Linked DNA regions of Homo sapiens: all the other regions are linked to region 2. A link is a contact called in ENCODE Hi-C or POLR2A ChIA-PET data. All regions are on one chromosome and are shown on one strand. Each heading gives the region's core, a stretch centred on a gene start or an enhancer-like site at or near the end of the contact. The rest is flanking DNA. Distances are from core to core; before and after follow the strand shown. Region 1 holds the start of HEXB (hexosaminidase subunit beta). Region 2 holds the start of ANKRD31 (ankyrin repeat domain 31). Region 3 holds the start of SV2C-AS1 (SV2C antisense RNA 1).

Region 1 (3,486 bases), core at 130-2,629, 550 kb before region 2:
CTTGTTGCCCAGGCTGGAGTGCAGAGGTGTGATCTCAGCTCACTAAAACTTCCACCTTCCGGTTTCAAGCGATTCTCCTGCCTCAGGCTCCTGAGTAGCTGGGATTACAGGCGCCCGCCACCACGCCCAACTAATTTTTGTATTTTTAATAGAGACGGGGTTTCACTTTGGTGGCCAGGCTGGTCTCGAACTCCTGAACTTGTGATCCGCCCTCCTTCGCCTTCCAAAGTGCTGGGATTTCAGGCGTGAGCCGCCGCACCTGGCCTAATCATTACATTTCTTTGAAGTCTTTCCTTAAAGCTCTTCCACCCTCATTTTCAGAATACTTATATAGCAGATCTGTGGTTTTGGTCTGCCTAGCGTTTTCTCCTTCTGGTAAGAGAACACCTCTTCTCCCTTTGGCATCTCCAGTCCGTGTTCGTCATGTGACTTCACTGGCTCTTCCTTAGGGATGGGTTATGAAATCAAACTTGTCAGTTGGGATCCTTTATATCGGGACCCACACAGATGAGCCAAGATGTTCTCTCTCAGGATTCCTTGGGCATGCTCTGCCCCAGGGAGTTCTGATAGGAAGGCTTTATTGACCACAGCTGAAGTGCTGTTACAGAAAAGCCTAGACTTAGGAGCAAATAAACTCAGCTCTCATCTCGGTTATCTGGTGGTTGGGCTGAGAGGAGAAAGGTGCTCCTCAAGCTTGGCTTCTCCAGCTTCACCGAAGCCAGGGATCCACAGGAGAGCGCCCGTGTTGACAGCGTGAGCGGCGACCCGGTGTCGGCCTGGCGTCCCGAGCCTGTGCACTGGGCCGTTTTCTTTTTCTTTTCTTTTTTTTTTTTTTTTTTTTTGAGACGGAGTCTTGCTCTGTTACCCAGGCTGGAGTGCAGTGGTGCGATCTCGGCTCACTGCAACCTCCGCCTCCCGGGTTCAAGAGATTCTCCTGCCTCAGCCTCCCGAGTAGCTGGGACTACAGGCACCCGCCATCATGCTCGGCTAATTTTTGTATTTTTGTAGAGTCGGGGTTTCACCAATTTGGCCAGGCTGGTCTTGAACTCCTGACCTCAGGTGATCCGCCCGCCTCGGCCTCCCAAAGTGCTGGGGCTACAGGCGTGAGCCACCACGTACGGCCAGCACCGGGCATTTTTCTTACTTTAGCCATCCCGTGTTTGAGGTTGCTGTCTGGGCTCTGCTCCTACCCGAGGGCACCCCTGGAGGAAATTCTCGAGGTGACCTGGACAGGGCGGGCTGGGCGAGGACGCTCCCGGGGCCTGGAGGCGGAGTCGGGGGCGGGCGCGCGCAGTCATCTGACTCGGTGACTCACCCGCGGCCGCGCTTCCTCTGATCCGGGCCGGGCGGGAAGTCGGGTCCCGAGGCTCCGGCTCGGCAGACCGGGCGGAAAGCAGCCGAGCGGCCATGGAGCTGTGCGGGCTGGGGCTGCCCCGGCCGCCCATGCTGCTGGCGCTGCTGTTGGCGACACTGCTGGCGGCGATGTTGGCGCTGCTGACTCAGGTGGCGCTGGTGGTGCAGGTGGCGGAGGCGGCTCGGGCCCCGAGCGTCTCGGCCAAGCCGGGGCCGGCGCTGTGGCCCCTGCCGCTCTTGGTGAAGATGACCCCGAACCTGCTGCATCTCGCCCCGGAGAACTTCTACATCAGCCACAGCCCCAATTCCACGGCGGGCCCCTCCTGCACCCTGCTGGAGGAAGCGTTTCGACGGTGAGCGCTCCCGGCCCGGCCGGGAGTTGTCCTGGGGGAGGGGAGAGGCGGACCACCCCGGAGCGCTGTGCAGACCCTCACCACCCCACTGCGCAGACGAGAAACCGCCTGGGAGCTGGCAGGCGATCTGCCCAGCGCCACATGGACTGAACCCACGCTCTTGCCCCCACCCTCCTACTGCTTCTTAAGGGACACCTTGGGTGCTCAGGAACCCTGGTTTGAGAGCCGGATAGTAAGTGGAAGAGGGAGTTTGCTCTGAGGCCTTGTTGGGCAAATGGCATGGACGGAGGGGACACCGGAGCTGGGGAGGAAAGTGACAGCTCCTTATTTGAAGGACGTGCAAAGGGATAAGTTACCCGAAGGGCTTAGACAAGCTCTCTTGAGGGACCAGGAATCCCCCAAAGCTGACTGTCATTTATAGGCCAGTTTCGCCCCCTCACCTCTCCTCACATCTCCTGGTAACAGCTCAAATGGCAGAAGTCCTCAGTTTCGAGCACTGCCTAAAACTGCCCTCTCTCCTAAAATCTCTTCCATATAAAATGTGACATGTTTGCATCTGACTACGTTTCTGCGGTCAGTGGTTAGGCAGTATCCAACTTTGTTTCTCAACACCGATCATGTTGCCTGCTCTCCCTGCTTCCTCTTTTACAGACCCCTAGATAGCGCCTCTGTCTCTCTCACCCTTTGGCTGCAGACAGGGTGAGTTTTGTCATGGGAGTCAGCCAATCACACCATAGACAAGGCAGGTTCCCCTGGGGAGATGTTTGAAGACGCCACACACTGTCCCCTCAGTGTGAGACCTGTGTAGGTGGGACTGTCCTGAAGGCGTATCGTGCCCTGCAGAATTGTAATTTGGTGCTAACTGTACTGCCTCCTGGCATTCCCCAAGCCTGTCGCTGTACCCAGTGGATACTATAGAGCTTAAGTGTGCTTGCAGGACCCTGAACAGGTGGGGAGGGAATGTCAAACTAACTGAATAATGTGTTCTGACCCCAGATAGGACAGGTGCCTAGGCTCAAGCTGCAGAGGCCCAAGATGCTGATGGCAGAAATGGTTCATTCTCTACAATCAGAAGGCTCATGGTTTCCTTCTGTTTTGTACAACTAAATGGGTATTATCAGTCTCTATTTTAGACACACACACTAATGAGCCTTTGGTATCCAATCTGCTAAGGCCAGAGTGGGGTTAAGATGTAGAACCAAAGTGTTTGGTTGCATTGGGATATTCAGAAAGATTGCATGGAAAGTACATGAAGGTTGTCTCAGAAGATCATGACTAGGGTTGGAAATCTTTTTAAAAACAAACACGCTTATTATGTTTGCCTTGGAGTTCAGCTTGTAGAATTGGATTTTCCTTCTGTGTCATACTGCTAAGTAAAACAAGGACTTGGTAATATGCTGAACTGACTGTGACAAGAAAGCATGGGTGATGTAAGTTAACAATAGGTAGATAACCAGGACTTAAATCAGCTGAGATGGTTCGAAGGCAAGGCTTGGTATTTCAAGGCATGTGCGGGTGATTACCTGAAGAGTTTGCCTAACTCATGGCCTCTGAGTGAAGCAGCCATTAATTATGCCTGGTATTATTAGGAAGCAGGTCATAAAATGTGTTGGCCCTTATGGCTAAGACTTGAAGGCATGCATGTGAGCATTCTAGGAACTCAGAAGGAGCAGCAGGTATCTCAGAGTAAAAGCACAGTGGAGTTGGAAAGATTTGGAAATATGGGAGTGTTCACAAAGTGCGACGTGGTCAGGAACACACAGTCTAGGCCCCAGATTGT
Region 2 (3,512 bases), core at 880-3,379:
TTTTTGAGTTTTGTATTATAATTATATCTTTCTTCCTCTACAGTTATAAAAGAATCCCTTTTTGGCTTCTTGTAATACTTTTTGGTTTTTTTTTAACATTTACATCTTTGATTCATATGGAATTTTTTTGGAGTACAGTGTGAAATATGGATTCAACTAAACTATTTTCTACATACATCCTTCATCATCCCAATATCATTTTTTGAAAAATCCCATCATTTCCTCGCTGGTTTGAGATGCCACCTCTGTAATACACTAAATTCCCATATGTATGTGATTCTATTTTGGGGGTTTTTATGCTGTTTATTGATCTGTCACTTTATGTGCCAGTATCATATTTAAAATATTTTATATCAGAAAATATTTTAATATCCTATAGGTCATTACCTCCTTATTGTTCTTATTTTTCAGACTTTTCCTAATTGCTCTTATTTATTTTACGATATAAACTTTGGAATCAGTTGTCTAGTTCAACAGAAAGTCTTGCTGGTACTTTTTTTTTTTTTTTTTTTTTTGAGATAGAGTCTCACTCTGTCGCCCAGGCTGGAGTGCAGTGGAGTCATTTTGGCTCATAGCAACCTCTGCCTGTTTCTCATTACAACCAAAAACTCCGAATGAATATTTTTTAAAAACTACTCGAGAACCTTGAAAAGTAAACAATAGCAGGTAGATTGGGGACTGAAGTTGAAATCTTAATAACAACCCATTTATTGACGAGTTTCAGTTTGTTTTCGGTTTTTTGGTTCTTTTTTGTCTTTCAGCTTTGAACCATCCAGTGGGCACAGACAGTAAACCTATTTTTATCCAGAAGACCAAGGAAAATGACCCCTGCATGCCAGAAGGTATAGGACAAAGCCCAGGGCTTTATGTTGCTTTCTCTCTCACCTCCCAGCCCTGCCCCAAGGCTGGCCCTAGCCTCAGAGCAGACACCAACCATGGCAACTGGGGAACATAAAACTCAAGAGAAAGTGTCTACCAGAGGAACTGGGAAAAGGGATCGGTATTGCCTGAAAAGTGTGGACAGAATCCCCCTTTTTTCTCTCTTTTCTTAACTCTGTGCTAAAGGCTGTCCCCCTTGTAAGGAACTGCTGTATAGTGAAAAGGCTAACACTCAAAGAAACCTGTCTTTCTGATCATATGAACTGGCAAGTGGGTATGATGAGGAAAGGGGGCAGGAGAATCCTGGAGAAGAGAGAGAGGGAAAGGAGAATGACCTAATTCTGTGTACGATCCAACTTAAGTCCCAGACACAGCCCTGAGCACATATGAAGCAGACCTAGTGGCCTCATCCCTGCCCTCTTTTCCCTGTGTCTAGCACAGAGAATATGTTAGAGAAAGGTTTCGATAACCTGAAATACCGACTTTTTTGGATTCGTATAAAACTATTCGTTTCCAGTTTGGCAGGGACCAGTTTCCCCATCACACATTCTTTTCTTGAGAGAAACTGTTACCCATTTTCCTAGAACTGAGCTACGAGTCTCTTGAAGCAAAATGAAGTCTCCTGAAACAAAATGCAGTTAAGTTCAGACCCAAGATCTTTTTTGCTTGTGCAAAAAGACTTAAAGCCCCCAAAAGGAAAGCCTTTTGAAAAATGCTATAAAGCCACCTAGTACAAACCTCATTTTATCCCTAGCTGGTTGGGGGTAGGTGGGAACAGACTGTGTTTGCTTATTTACAAGCTCTCAGCTCAGGCACGGCTGCCCCACAAGGCTCTGATCCTGCCCACAAGCACATGTTCTGGTCACGATCTCCACTCAAAACTCTGACCCCCTCAGAGGGCACCTGGGCCGCCCTGGCGCGAGGGTTCAGGCACTGTGGCCCTAATGATGGTCACCTTCTCCAGGGCAGCTCCTTTTCTTCCAGGTCGCTCTCCGTCACTGAACCCTCTATCACAGTTTCATCACTGTCCCAGTCTGGGGCCTGGACGCCTTCCTCCATCTTTGCCTCACATTCAAAGTCTTTTTTACCCTCCTCTAACTCCCTCTTGCCCGCAAACAAAAAAACGCTTTGAGGGCCAGGGGAAATTGTGAATTAAAAATAAAAATAATATAATCGCAGCAGGAGCCGGGACTTGTCGCAGGGCTGCTGAGGAGGACGCAGGCGGCCGCGAGCGCGGCGGGGTAGCAGTCTGCGAGGCGGCCCGCGGGTCCCGCCGCTCGTCGCAGACAGGGGGCAGCCGCTCGCCACACGACGGAGCCCTGCGCAGCGCTCGGCCCCGCCCCCAGCTCCCGTGGCCGGAAGTGGGAGGCCGCGCGCGCGCGCGCAGGCCTACTCTGGGCGTGGCCTGCCGCTGCGTGTTTTTTTCACGGTTTCTCATTCTCGGTCGCTAGGCTTTGAGGGTGCTGGGGTTGCTGCTGCAGAGACCAGAAAGGCAGGCGTGGCGCACCCAGAACTCAGACCGAGCCTGCTTAACACCCTTGGCCGGGAGGGTGACCTGCCATGCACCTGATGCTTGTGAGCCCCAGATACGGGAAGAGCTGTCAGCTCCTGCCCGCCCCAGCAGCCCTGGCATTCTGGAGCCAGAATGCGACCTTAGACCTAAAGAGAGTTTTTGCAGCCCACCAAGTGCTTCCTTTCCCTTTAATCCCTTGACAGCCTCTCCTCAAGTGTCCTCTGAGGTAGACAAAACAGATACGTTTATCAGAAGTTTTAGCTCATCAACTAATCTCAGTGATGTATTTTGCATTTTTTTTTTCTCTCAACAACGCTTTGGTTACCTGAAATACAGATTATGCAGGAAAGGCAGGATAAATGCTTTATTTTTTCCTCTTTTATCAATTTTTATAATAATAGTAATGCCTAGCAACCTCCAAAAGTAGTCAATTGCGTTTTAATGAAGTACTAGAATTTTATATATTTGATGTGTTTCAGTCTAGTTGAACATTTTTAATTCAAACTAATTCAAAACAAAGCCAAGTGAGCTTCCACTTGCCAAGTGAGAAGAAGATTCAAGAAAAGACCAAGTTGTTTTCCCATAGCAAGTGTTTAGTATTCACCTTGGAGTCTCCAGCATCTAGCACATATAAAGTCTAAGTTTTGTCATAAATGGATGGAGCTAGAGATTTCTGACTTCCCAATTCATTGCCCTTTTCACTATATGGAGTAGCTTTGCCATTATTATCATTATTATTATTTTGTGTTTTTACTATGTATATTCAAGCCACTGCTATTTAAAATGCTTGATTGGTGATTATCTTCTAAACTTAACTTGAGGCTGGGGGTGGTGGCTCTACCTGTAACCTCAATGCATTGGAGGCCGAGGCAGGAGGATTGCTTGAGACCAGAAGTTCAAGACCAGCCTGGGCAACATGGTGAGACCCCTATCTCTGCAAAAAATTTGTTTTTAATTAGCAGGGCATGGTAGCATGGGCCTGTAGTCCCAGCTACTCAGGTTGAGGCGGGAGGATCGCTTGAGCCCAGGAGTTTGAGGTTATAATGAGCTATGATTGAGCAAACGCACTCCAGCCTGAGCAACAGAGTCATACCATGTCTCAAAAAATAAAAAAATAAAC
Region 3 (3,279 bases), core at 63-2,562, 850 kb after region 2:
GTCACCACCACAGGAGCAACGATTTCGGGGACGGCACACGCCTGTGTGACCGCTTCCCACTCCACTTGGGTTCCGTGAGCGCGCGGAGCCGGAGGAGTCAGGGACGTGAGGATGCCCTACTTCCCGCAGCATCCGGATGGCAGGGTCTGCGTCGGAAGGCCCGGGAGGGCGACGCCCTCCACTGCTGCCGCGGGGTGGGTGCGCCAGGCCTGGGTGTGGCCTCACGGGAGCGAGTTTCTCTCCAGCCGCCTGGCCCACCGCTTTGGAACAGTGAAGCTCGAGTTGGGGTCTCCTGCACGCCAAGGGGAGAAATGTTTGTTTCTGACAACACAAGCAAAATTCTCTCTCCTGCACGCCAAGGGGAGAAATGTTTGTTTCTAACAACACAAGCAAAATTCTCTCTCTCTCTCCCTCTCTCTCTCTCTTCTCTCCTCTCTCTTTCTCCCTCCTCCTCCTTTCTTTCTTTCTCTTTTTCTTTCTTTCTTTCTTTCTTCCTCCTCCTCCTCTCTCTCTCTCTATCTCTCTCTCCACCCCCCCCCCCTCATATTTGGTTGTTTCCCCTCTAAGGGGCCACTTTCAATATCTGCCTGTGAGCCCAGCTGTCTGGCCCTATGTAGCATTGGGGAGACAGTAGACTTAACCCAGCGAAGTTTTCTTCTGTTTGCTCTTGCTGTGCCCAAGTTTCCTCTGGACTTGTCTTCCAGCGTCGGGGTGGGGGCTGGGGGAAGTAGGCAACCTAGCTCTGCCTGGTTGCTCCCTGGAAGCCAAGTCGAAGTGAACAAGTCAGTCCCAGGCCCGGAAATAGAATACAAACCCTCTTTTTGTCCGGTGCTAACAGAGTCCAGCAGTCAGAACTCCCTCGCGTCTCACGCTGGACCTGACCCGGGGCGCCGCCAAGTGCGCAACGCACAGTCACAGTTGGTGACTAATTAAGGACTGCCGCCCCTCTCCTTCACCTGCTACAAACTCAGAGCCCTGACTTCTCCAGAAGTACCTACCACTTGGAGGTGGCTCTCCTTCCCCGCCCCCTGCCCCAGTCCCACACCGCAGCAGCGCCTCAGCACCGCGACTTGCCGGAGCACCGCGAGTGGCGCGCGGGTCCCGCCTCCCCCGCGCGCCGTGACTCCCTGCGCACCGCTGGTACTCTCGCCACGCCGCCGCCCGGCACTGCAGCACCAGGGGGAGGAGGCAGGCGGAGGAGAGGAGGAGGACCGCAGCGTGCAAGCCGGGAGCCACTTTCCCGCCCCTCCTCTCGCCGCTGACACGCTCAGAGGAGTCACCACTCCGCGCGCTGCAGGCGAGAGTGGCAGACGGAGGCAGCCCGGGGAAGCGAGCCGGAGCGGCGCCCGCACTGAGGCGGCTGCAGTGCTGACACCACTCAGGGCAAGGGTGTCCGACGGCTGGAGCGGTGAGTGGGGGAGGTGAAGCGGGCATCCGCGGGGAGACTTTCCCCCGCTGCTGGATTTCTCTTCCCGACTGGTGGCCGGGCGCTGCAGCCTGGGGAAGTTTTTGCAGCCTTTCGGAAGCGCAACTTTGCCCCGCCTGCCCCCGGGGAAGCGGCTGCAGGTGCCCGCTGCTTTGTAGGCGCCTTTGTTGGAGAGGGACCAGGAAAGTAGGGGTAAAATAGATGCAGTGACCCCAGGGTTCGCTAGGGTAGGTCTGGGGACTGGGTCGCACTTTATCTGGGATTCCCAGAGGAGGTGGGTGGGCAGCAGCGGGGATGCAGGGGCCGCATCTGCAGCGACCGCCACGCTCTTTTTTGCTTGTGTGGTTTGACCGGCAGGGATAGGCAGATTCAAATCTAGCAGCCTAGAGCCCCGGGCTGGGTACCTGGACCTATACCTTCATAGCTGCCTTAGGCTCAACTTTTCGGCGGGGATCCCTCTGCAGACGTGCAGGTGGCGGGAGAGCAGAGGTAGCCGCAGTAAGTGCTGAGAGAGCCTGAAAGAAACACCATGAATTTTCAAACTCTCCCACATACATTCCCGAAGCGCCTGTCTGGCGTCTAAGAGAGAGCAAGAGAGGGCTGGAGAGCAGGGGAGCCCGCGGGGCTGAGGCTCTTTGTCAGCGCCTGCACTTCCTACGTTACAACGCCTTCATTCAGCAAAAACCTTTTGGGCGCCTGCTGTGCGCCAGGCCAGGCGAAGCAGACCCGAGGCTGTGAAGCTCAGAGGGGAGAGGGACCAATCGCAGTAAATAAGCTACCGAGGTAATCTTAGATGGCGATGAGGGCAGCAAAAGCCATCAGCCGACCCTCTGACCCTTTCTCTTAGTGGGCTTTTCCCCTTCCGCCTGGGTTCTAGAACTGGGAAGACTTTTCTCCAGAGCGTCGCGGGGAGCGCCCCGGGCTGGGCCCACGGGGACTGCGGAATACGGGGATGAACTTGGCTTGGGGCAGCCAGCACCCCACGGCAGATGAACAATCGGGAGCAGATCTGTGGGCGTGCGGGGACCTTAGGCGGCGCGCGGGGGCGGGGGGAGGGGCTGAGCCACGGGGGCTAGAGGTGCCGCCTGGACGGCCTGAGCTGGGGGCGCTCGCGTCACCTTCTACGTGTGCGAGTGATGCAAATGCAGACCCGCGAGGGGCGGGCGGGGGTGGCGGGCGGGGGCAGGCGACGGAGTCTCCGTCTGGGAGCGCGCGTGTGTGCGTCAAAAGCTCTGGGTTGATGGATGCCCCGCGGCGCGCCTGGCGCGGAGAGCGGCGACCCGGCGGGGCAGAGGGGGGCGGGAGGACTGCGGCGGCGCGGGGCGGCGAGGAAAGCCCCGCACGGCCTGGGCTGGCGGGCAGGCGGCTCCGCAGTGCGCCGCAGTGCCGGGAAGGAGCCGCAGCTACCGGGCGCTCCCCGGGGGACCGAGGAGATGAGGCGTCTTTTAAGGCTCATGAGAGCCTTAAGGAGATGAGACCGGGATGCCGTGATGGTCTCCTCTCCCGCTGAACCTAATCCCTTCATACTTAGCTGACTGCTAGCGCGGTAGCTTCCGTTTAATTCTTATCCTTAATTCTGAAGAATGTGGCATTAATCTCTCAGGCGTTCACTCATTTTCCATGGCAAGTTCCGAAAGGCCTCGTGCTCGTGGGAAGTTTTCATGTGAACGCCTAGGTGTTGAGGTTCGTGAGGTTCTGTAGTGCCAACCCGTTGCGCCACCATTCTGCAGGATTTTTGGCAGGAGGCCTGGCCTCTAAGTGAGGTTTAAGAATGTCTTACAAAACAATATGCCGCATTCCTCTTTCATGGCATAAAAATACGCGTTAAAAAACACTACTGATAACGCATTCTC

Evidence for each region. A loop is a pair of places that touch in the nucleus more often than their neighbours do. ChIA-PET counts read pairs that join two places held with the same protein, here RNA polymerase II (POLR2A). Pooled maps may share reads with other maps.
Region 1: a loop to region 2 is called in a map of dorsolateral prefrontal cortex, with 4 times the contacts of the local background. The contact joins the promoter of HEXB here to the promoter of ANKRD31 in region 2. A Hi-C loop is called at or near these places in 5 of 168 maps with a recorded cell type or tissue (CD4-positive, alpha-beta T cell, K562, dorsolateral prefrontal cortex and 1 more), 2 of 37 single-sample maps with no recorded cell type and 23 of 50 pooled maps. POLR2A ChIA-PET finds 5 or more read pairs at or near these places in 2 of 52 experiments (RWPE1 and activated CD8-positive, alpha-beta memory T cell).
Region 3: a map with no recorded cell type shows a loop between it and region 2 (4-fold over the local background). The contact joins the promoter of SV2C-AS1 here to the promoter of ANKRD31 in region 2. A Hi-C loop is called at or near these places in 1 of 37 single-sample maps with no recorded cell type and 8 of 50 pooled maps. POLR2A ChIA-PET finds 5 or more read pairs at or near these places in 1 of 52 experiments (OCI-LY7).

The regions. Positions count from the first base shown.
Region 1 is chr5:74,683,854-74,687,339 of GRCh38, forward strand. It overlaps HEXB (hexosaminidase subunit beta), which reads left to right and starts at 1,380. Exons shown (of 14, transcript NM_000521.4): 1 at 1,380-1,706. The coding sequence starts at 1,408. RefSeq lists a silencer at 1,068-1,407 and enhancers at 1,092-1,592, 2,098-2,147, 2,208-2,257, 2,268-2,357.
Region 2 is chr5:75,234,749-75,238,260 of GRCh38, forward strand. ANKRD31 (ankyrin repeat domain 31) reads right to left here and starts at 2,130. Exons shown (of 26, transcript NM_001372053.1): 1 at 1,835-2,130. The coding sequence starts at 1,938. LOC124901006 (a long non-coding RNA gene) reads left to right here and starts at 2,290. Exons shown (of 2, transcript XR_007058823.1): 1 at 2,290-2,618. RefSeq lists an enhancer at 1,851-2,020 and a silencer at 2,071-2,370.
Region 3 is chr5:76,082,105-76,085,383 of GRCh38, forward strand. SV2C-AS1 (SV2C antisense RNA 1) reads right to left here and starts at 1,313. Exons shown (of 2, transcript NR_183290.1): 1 at 815-1,313; 2 at 1-292. It overlaps SV2C (synaptic vesicle glycoprotein 2C), which reads left to right and starts at 1,279. Exons shown (of 13, transcript NM_014979.4): 1 at 1,279-1,408. RefSeq lists an enhancer at 90-643.